2 separate regions of the Homo sapiens genome follow, and region 2 is linked to region 1. A link is a contact called in ENCODE Hi-C or POLR2A ChIA-PET data. All regions are on one chromosome and are shown on one strand. Each heading gives the region's core, a stretch centred on a gene start or an enhancer-like site at or near the end of the contact. The rest is flanking DNA. Distances are from core to core; before and after follow the strand shown. Region 1 holds the start of KCMF1 (potassium channel modulatory factor 1). Region 2 overlaps POLR1A (RNA polymerase I subunit A).

Region 1 (2,987 bases), core at 270-2,769:
TCTGAGTGACCCAAAACCTACTTCCTGGACTTCAAGATGAGCTTTTAGTTTCTTTGAAATCAGGAAGTGTCTTAAAACCAGATTCAATGAAATACGGTAACAATCTTTTTACTGTGTCCTGTGCTAGGTATTTTATATGCATTTTAGCACTTAACCTCCAAACCTCTTATTATTAAACCTCTGTTGTTACGTCCATTTTAAAGATAGAAAAGTCAGGGCACAGAGAGGTTTAGAGATCACACAGCCAGCAAATGGTGGACAGTATAAGAGTAACCTCAAAGCAAGCAGTACCCCAGATTCCAATTTCAGTTGACTTAGCCTGGTAACAGTTCAATTTTATGCAAAACCCACAACTTCAAATGGAAAAAGATAAATTAAAACAACCACAAAAACCAGACAAATGGAGGCTCAGCAGGCCTTGTAGCTCATCCACGGTTACACAGAGGATCTCAGAGCCAAAATTCCATGGCCGATCCGTCTTGACTTCAAAGCGCGATCTATTTCCACCAAACCACGGAACCATCGACACGTGGTAAGGGGCAGTACAAAGATTTGTTGAATTAATAATGCCTGAAAACAAATTGACAATAAGAAGGTAAAAATGGAAAACACAGATAAAATCGGAAAAGCAGACCACTTTCAGGAAACAAAAAACTCCAAATTTTCAAGGCAGGGCATTCACGGTGAGCCAAGGCGCTGGGACAAAGTTTGCGCGGGTACCGCCGGACTCCCGGGCTGCCCGGCGCGGAGTCTTTAACGGAGATGGTTCGCAAGGAATCGGCCTCGGAGCCCGGCAGCCTCCTGGCTTCCCTCCTGACCACCAGTAACCCGGCCGGGAAACACTGGCGAAGACCGGGGGCCAGTCGCCTTCCCTTTCTGGGCTGTTGGCTTAAAATACACACAAACACAAGTCCCCAGGCGGTCCGCGGCCTCTCAGTGGGGCTGGAGCTCGCTGCCCGAGGCCCGCCCGGAAGCCATGCACCTGCGGACAGGAGTCTCTCCGAGTCGCAGCTCGCCGCCGAGAAGCACCCACCTCCCGCGGCCGGCGCAGCCCAAGGCCCTGGCCCCTATAGCCCGGCCTAGGCCCGCCCCAGGCGGGGCTAGGGGCGGCGTGGCGGGCGGGCGCCCCTCGGGCCGCGCCGGTGAGCAGCGGGAGCCGGCGCCGGGCATTTCCTCTTCCTCCCTACGCGCGGCGCGGCGGCGGCGGCGGCGGCCAGGCCGAGGCTGGGCACGGGCGCCCGATCGCGGCCTGCTGGCTAGCGCGGGCAAGCGCCGCGCCCCGAGCCGCCGTCGCCGCGTCGCCCCCGTCGCGACCGCCGGCCGCGGGGCCTCCGGGCGGCTGGGCCCGGCGAGGGCAGCGAGAGGCGGGGCTGGCGTGCGGGCGGCGGAAGGAGGCGGAGGAGGAGGAAGAGGAGGAGGAGGAGGCGGCGGCCGGGAGCCGGGGGAGAGGGGCGGGGGGTGGGCCGGGGGAGGGGAGGAGCGGGATTTGCGGAGCGCCGCGCCGCTGCCGGGAGCCGGCAGGCCCGAGAGTGACCGGAGTCACGGCGGGCGCCGGCGGAGCTGCGGCGTCGGACCCGCCTCCTGGAGGAGCTCAGCCCCGACCAGGCCCGGCCCCATTCCCGCCCCGCGCCGCCTCCCCGCCGCCGCCGCCGCCGCCGCCGCGGGAGCGCTCCCCTGCCCACCCCGCCCCCGCGGCCGAGCCCGGGAGTCGAGTGGGAGTCGGCCGGCCGGCGCGGGCAGCGCCGGGACCCCGCGGGGGACACTGCAGCCGGAGCCCGGGAGGGGCCGCGCCGCCACCGTCTGAACTAGGATGTCCCGACATGAAGGTGAGAGGAGCCCCCGCCCCCACCCGCACCTCCCGGGCCTCGGCCTACCCCGCCCGGGCCGGGCGCGGCGGAGGGCGGCCGGGAAGCGGCGGAGACTTTGGCCGAGCCCGAGCCGGGCCCGAGGCGCTGGACCCGGGAGCGAGCGAGCGAGGGCGGAGAGCCGCGGCGCCGCTGCCGCCACGGCCGCGGCCCTTAGCTGGGCCTGGTGCTGGAGGCGGGGCGGCCCGGGCGGCCGGAGGGTTTGCACTGTCATGGGGCGGAGGGGGAGGGGAGGCGGCGGGGCCCGTTACCGGCGGGAGCTCGGCCTTCGGGACTGATACCGGACGCCAAGGCCCGCCCGGCCGGTTCAGGAGCCGCGGGCCCCAGCGCGGCCTAGCGCTCCCGCCGCCCCGGAAGAGCCCGGTGTGGTCGCAGAGCCGGGCCGCGGGCGGCAGCAGGAGGCAAAAGAGCCGGCCCGGGACCCGGCAGGCGCGTCCGGTCGCCGGGAGACGACGGCGAGTGTCCCCGCCTGCGGGCGACCGCGGGGCTGGCGGGAAGGCTCTGCGGCCAAGGGACGGGAAGCCCTCGCCGCCTGGAGCCCGCCCCGGCCTCGCGGCTAGGCCTCGGCGCGTCCCTGGGCTCGGGTAACCAAGTTCCCGGGGTGGATCCGACCCCGCCGCAGCAAGCAAACTCCCTGCTCAGTCACCCAGGCGGAGCAGGGCTCGCTCCCCGCGGCCCTGGTGCCCTCGCCGGCATGTGCTGCCTACCAGACCAGGTTTTGGAAAATGACGATGGTGAGGTCTGTTCATGGTCGGGGGTCGTTTTGGACCTTGTTTTGCCATTTTAAAACACGATTGGAGTACAGTTGCAAATAAGCAGACAGCTCTAAGCCCAGTCCCAGGGCACAAAGAGACAAATGTTTAGGGTCGATGTATAGGCTTTGAGCTGGTAAGAAATAAGTTAACTTTAATTTATTGCCATATGGTTTAGAAAAGGAGGAGGGGGTTGTGTTTTCTTTGTTTCACTACTACAGGTTTTTGGATAAAAAGTGTTAAGAGTCTTGGCGAAAAGTTTGTCCTGCTAAGGTTAATACAAGATTGTAGAAGTGGCTTGAAAGTTTGTGTACTCCGGATTTTAAAATCCTGTATAGGTGATGTAGGAGTGGAGAAAGTTTAGTGAGTC
Region 2 (3,323 bases), core at 763-3,262, 1.1 Mb after region 1:
CACTTCTTTCCTCATGTAACCCCCTGCCTGTCTTTTCCAACAGGCCAGAATAGCACACCAAAAAGGGCTGCTTGTGACTGTGAGAATCGGGTCCCTCACACATCCAGCCAGCCGTCCCACTTTCTCTGAGCGCCTATACTGTGCCCAGCATGTGCCAGCCCTGGTGGCAAAGCAAGGACGAAAAGACAGACTCCAGGCCCTCAAGGAGCTTAGAGTCTTCATTTGAAAAAGTAGGCAGGTCAAATGTATACTATTTTGCTCATTAAAAACAAAAGAATGCCACTCATCTTCCCTAATATTATTATTATTAGTTCCCCCCACCGTCCCGAGATGGAGTCTCTCTATCCCCCAGGCTGGAGTGCAGTGGTGCGACCTCGGCTCACTGCAACCTCCGCCTCCCGGATTCAAACGATTCTCATGCCTCAGCCTTCTGAGTAGCTGGGATTACAGGCATGCACCACCATGCCCGACTAATTTTTCTATTTTTAGTAGAAACGGGGTTTCACCATGTTGGCCAGGCTGATTGTGGACTCCTGACCTCAGGTGATCCACCTGCCTTGGCCTCCCAAAGTGCTGGAATTACAAGGGTAAGCCACTGCACCCAGACCCCAATATTATTTTTTAACTTTTTAAAGGTGTACGTGGTTTGCCCTTGGCAGAAAAAAAAGCCCCCTCATCCATTAATCCAGAGAAGAGCTTGTTTACCAGGCACTGGGGACAGGAACAGGATAGCCAGATGAGAGAAGGCCGGGCTTGACTTTAGAAAGATACAATCCCACTGGAAAGAGGGGGTGGGAGAGATGTTTCTGTAAGGACAGGTTCAGGTTAAAGTCCTGACCTGCCACAGACTGGAGAGGAGGGCCTTGATCTCATCTGCAACATGGGATCACTCTCACTCTGCACCCGAGGCTACTGTGCAGAGCAGAGGAGATGGAATGAGGCGGAGTGGGGGTGCGGGGCTCAGCTGCTGCCACACACAGGGCTGCTTCCCTCAGCTGGGCGCCCCAGCCTGTCTCAACTTGTGGCAATGTCACGGCTCTGATGCTTTTGCCCCCAGCATTTCACATCTGGCCTCAACTCTAACTGCCCATCTGCTCCCTCCACCCTGTGCACCCTTTGGGCCTTTGCTTGAGCGGCTCACTCTGCCAGTAACTTCCCTGGCCAATATCTACCTACTGAAGCTGTACTCATCCTTCAAGGCCAGGCCTCAGCAGCTGTAACTCCTCCAAGAAGCCCTCCCTGATTCCCCCAGTTGGGGATGCCTTCTGCCTTCCCTGCCTCTTTTGGTGACCAGGACTTGTGGAGAACGTAGGAGGGAAGGAGGTGAGAAGGCAGAATGAATGGCTGGTGAGTAAGTGGTAGGCATGTGACCAGTGTGCCAGTTTTCCTGGAGGTGCAATTTGCCCTTCTATGGTTTTGCCAAGAGCAGGGGAACTAACGGCCCACAGTGACTGCCTTCTCAAGGTTGTGCAGCTCACCTGAATGTAGCAACAGAAAGGGAACAGGAGGGGCAGGGGCAGAGAAGCCTCCCGTCCCACGTAAATAATTACAAACAGAGCACATGACCCCTGGCGGTTTCTGAACGCGCCTGGCAACAGCTCCACCACCTGCTGTTTGGAAAGTCAGATTCACAGAAGCTACAATTACAGACTGTCAGCTGGGTCTTTTCATGGCTGGGGACCGGAGGCCAAAACTTACAGCCCCTAACTCCTAGCTCAGTGCTCTTTCCACTTCATCTCCCCTGCCACCTGCCAGACAATTTACACAAACAGCCCATGTGATGGGTGCCAGTGCAGAGATCTGGGGGGCCTTCTACGCTTGTATATCTCTACCTAGGGAACCATCTGTCTCGTGCTGTTTTTCTCCAGGCTCTGTCAAGGGTCTCATGACTCCACAGCTGGGAGAAGGGAGGGTGGGGGCAAAGAGAAAGAAAAAGAGGGTGGCAGAGAGGAAGGAAGGGGGAGGGATGGGAGAAAGGAAGGAGAAAAAGCTTCTTGGGGGTTGGCTGCTCTTTTGAAAGTGCACTCACACTTCCTCCCATTTCCTGTGGGCGGCCAGAGGCCTGAACACAGCTGCTCTGCTGCCTGGGGCCTGACAAAGGGAGTCCAGACCGCACCCAGCTCATCCACTGCCCCATCTTTTAGCTCTGCCTAACCCCTCAGCCCCATTCTGCTGAGTCCTTGAGGCCACCTCCACCAAAAGCTACTGCGCATGGCTTTATTTATCACAGATTTTCAAGTTCACAAGCAAAACACAGGGAGGAGTTGAAAAAGTACTTCACGGCTGGGAACAAGCCAGGGCTGTCCCTCATCAGGAAGAAGTCTTAAAAAGTGATTTCCTATTTTCAATTCCATGAGGTAATATAAGTAAAAAGAACCCCAGCATGGGCTGGCGCCAGCCTCATGCCGACCTACCTGCTGGGCTGGCCTGGGCCTCCTGTGAACAGAACTGGGGCAAAACATCTAACTCCGTCCACCCTTAGTTATTCTCTAGAGGCCATGAAATCTGAATTCCCATTTCCCAGAAAACCACTGCCAGGCCAGCACAAACGCCCCCTGCACTTGGTAGTTATGTTCCTCGCTGTTAATTAAGGAGCTGGCAGGCGGGTGCACACAGCACTCCCCTGCCACTCTGCCCAGTGCCCAGATAGCACAGAGGACCACTCGACAGAAGGAATGTTCTCAGCCCAGGCTGGCACCAACGCAGGTGCTCCTGAGGCCCAGCCAACAACAACTTCACCCAGGGCTCGTGAACTGGGGCAGGAAGCACCTGGCCAGTGACCCCCGTCCAAAGGACTGAGTTCACATCCAAGCTCCTCCACCCCAAGACCCACCATCCCAAATGCCACCTGCACAGAGGGCTGGCTCGAGGCCAGGCCCCATAAGGTGAGAGGGCAGAGGGCTGAGGGCAGAAAAGTCGTACTGTGTTGCCCACGCCTGCCCCCGTGACTCAGCGACGAATGGGCATGGCTCAGTATGTGTTTGTGGGATGGCTGAGTGCAGGGAGCTTTCTGCTTCTGCTCTGTCATTGCTTCTCTATCTGAGCAGCTCCCAGAAGACCAAGAACTGGTCTAGATTAGAGGCAGTGGTCAGTGGCCTGTGGCCAGATCCTGCAACAGATGAGAACCATCTGGGCCTTACTGGGCTTTTAAAAACACATGAATTAGTTGCTGATGTTTAAAAGTCAGGAGACCTCAATTATATAAAAGCAAAGGCAAGTAAACAAGTGACCCAAGAAAGAAAAAAACGTAGGGGGTGGGAAGCTTGTTTTCTTTCTTTTTAAATCAAAAGATGTGGCCCCCCGGGCCTCCATTCCTGCATAGT

The links. A loop is a pair of places that touch in the nucleus more often than their neighbours do. ChIA-PET counts read pairs that join two places held with the same protein, here RNA polymerase II (POLR2A). Pooled maps may share reads with other maps.
Region 2: a loop to region 1 is called in a map of posterior vena cava, with 22 times the contacts of the local background. The contact joins the enhancer-like site here to the promoter of KCMF1 in region 1. A Hi-C loop is called at or near these places in 1 of 168 maps with a recorded cell type or tissue (posterior vena cava) and 3 of 50 pooled maps. POLR2A ChIA-PET finds 5 or more read pairs at or near these places in 1 of 52 experiments (A673).

The regions. Positions count from the first base shown.
Region 1 is chr2:84,969,642-84,972,628 of GRCh38, forward strand. KCMF1 (potassium channel modulatory factor 1) reads left to right here and starts at 1,520. Exons shown (of 7, transcript NM_020122.5): 1 at 1,520-1,826. The coding sequence starts at 1,811. RefSeq lists an enhancer at 447-526 and silencers at 1,025-1,274, 1,305-2,394.
Region 2 is chr2:86,034,564-86,037,886 of GRCh38, forward strand. The region is part of intron 27 of POLR1A (RNA polymerase I subunit A); the gene reads right to left. Among named protein-coding and RNA genes, the nearest start is that of POLR1A, 70 kb to the right of the region's middle. RefSeq lists an enhancer at 1,356-1,415 and a silencer at 2,086-2,135. Within about 2 kb of position 2,013, at least 36 of the 41 ENCODE cell types and tissues checked have a DNase peak (open chromatin) inside an H3K27ac peak, as active enhancers do; they include A673, where a contact is called at or near this core.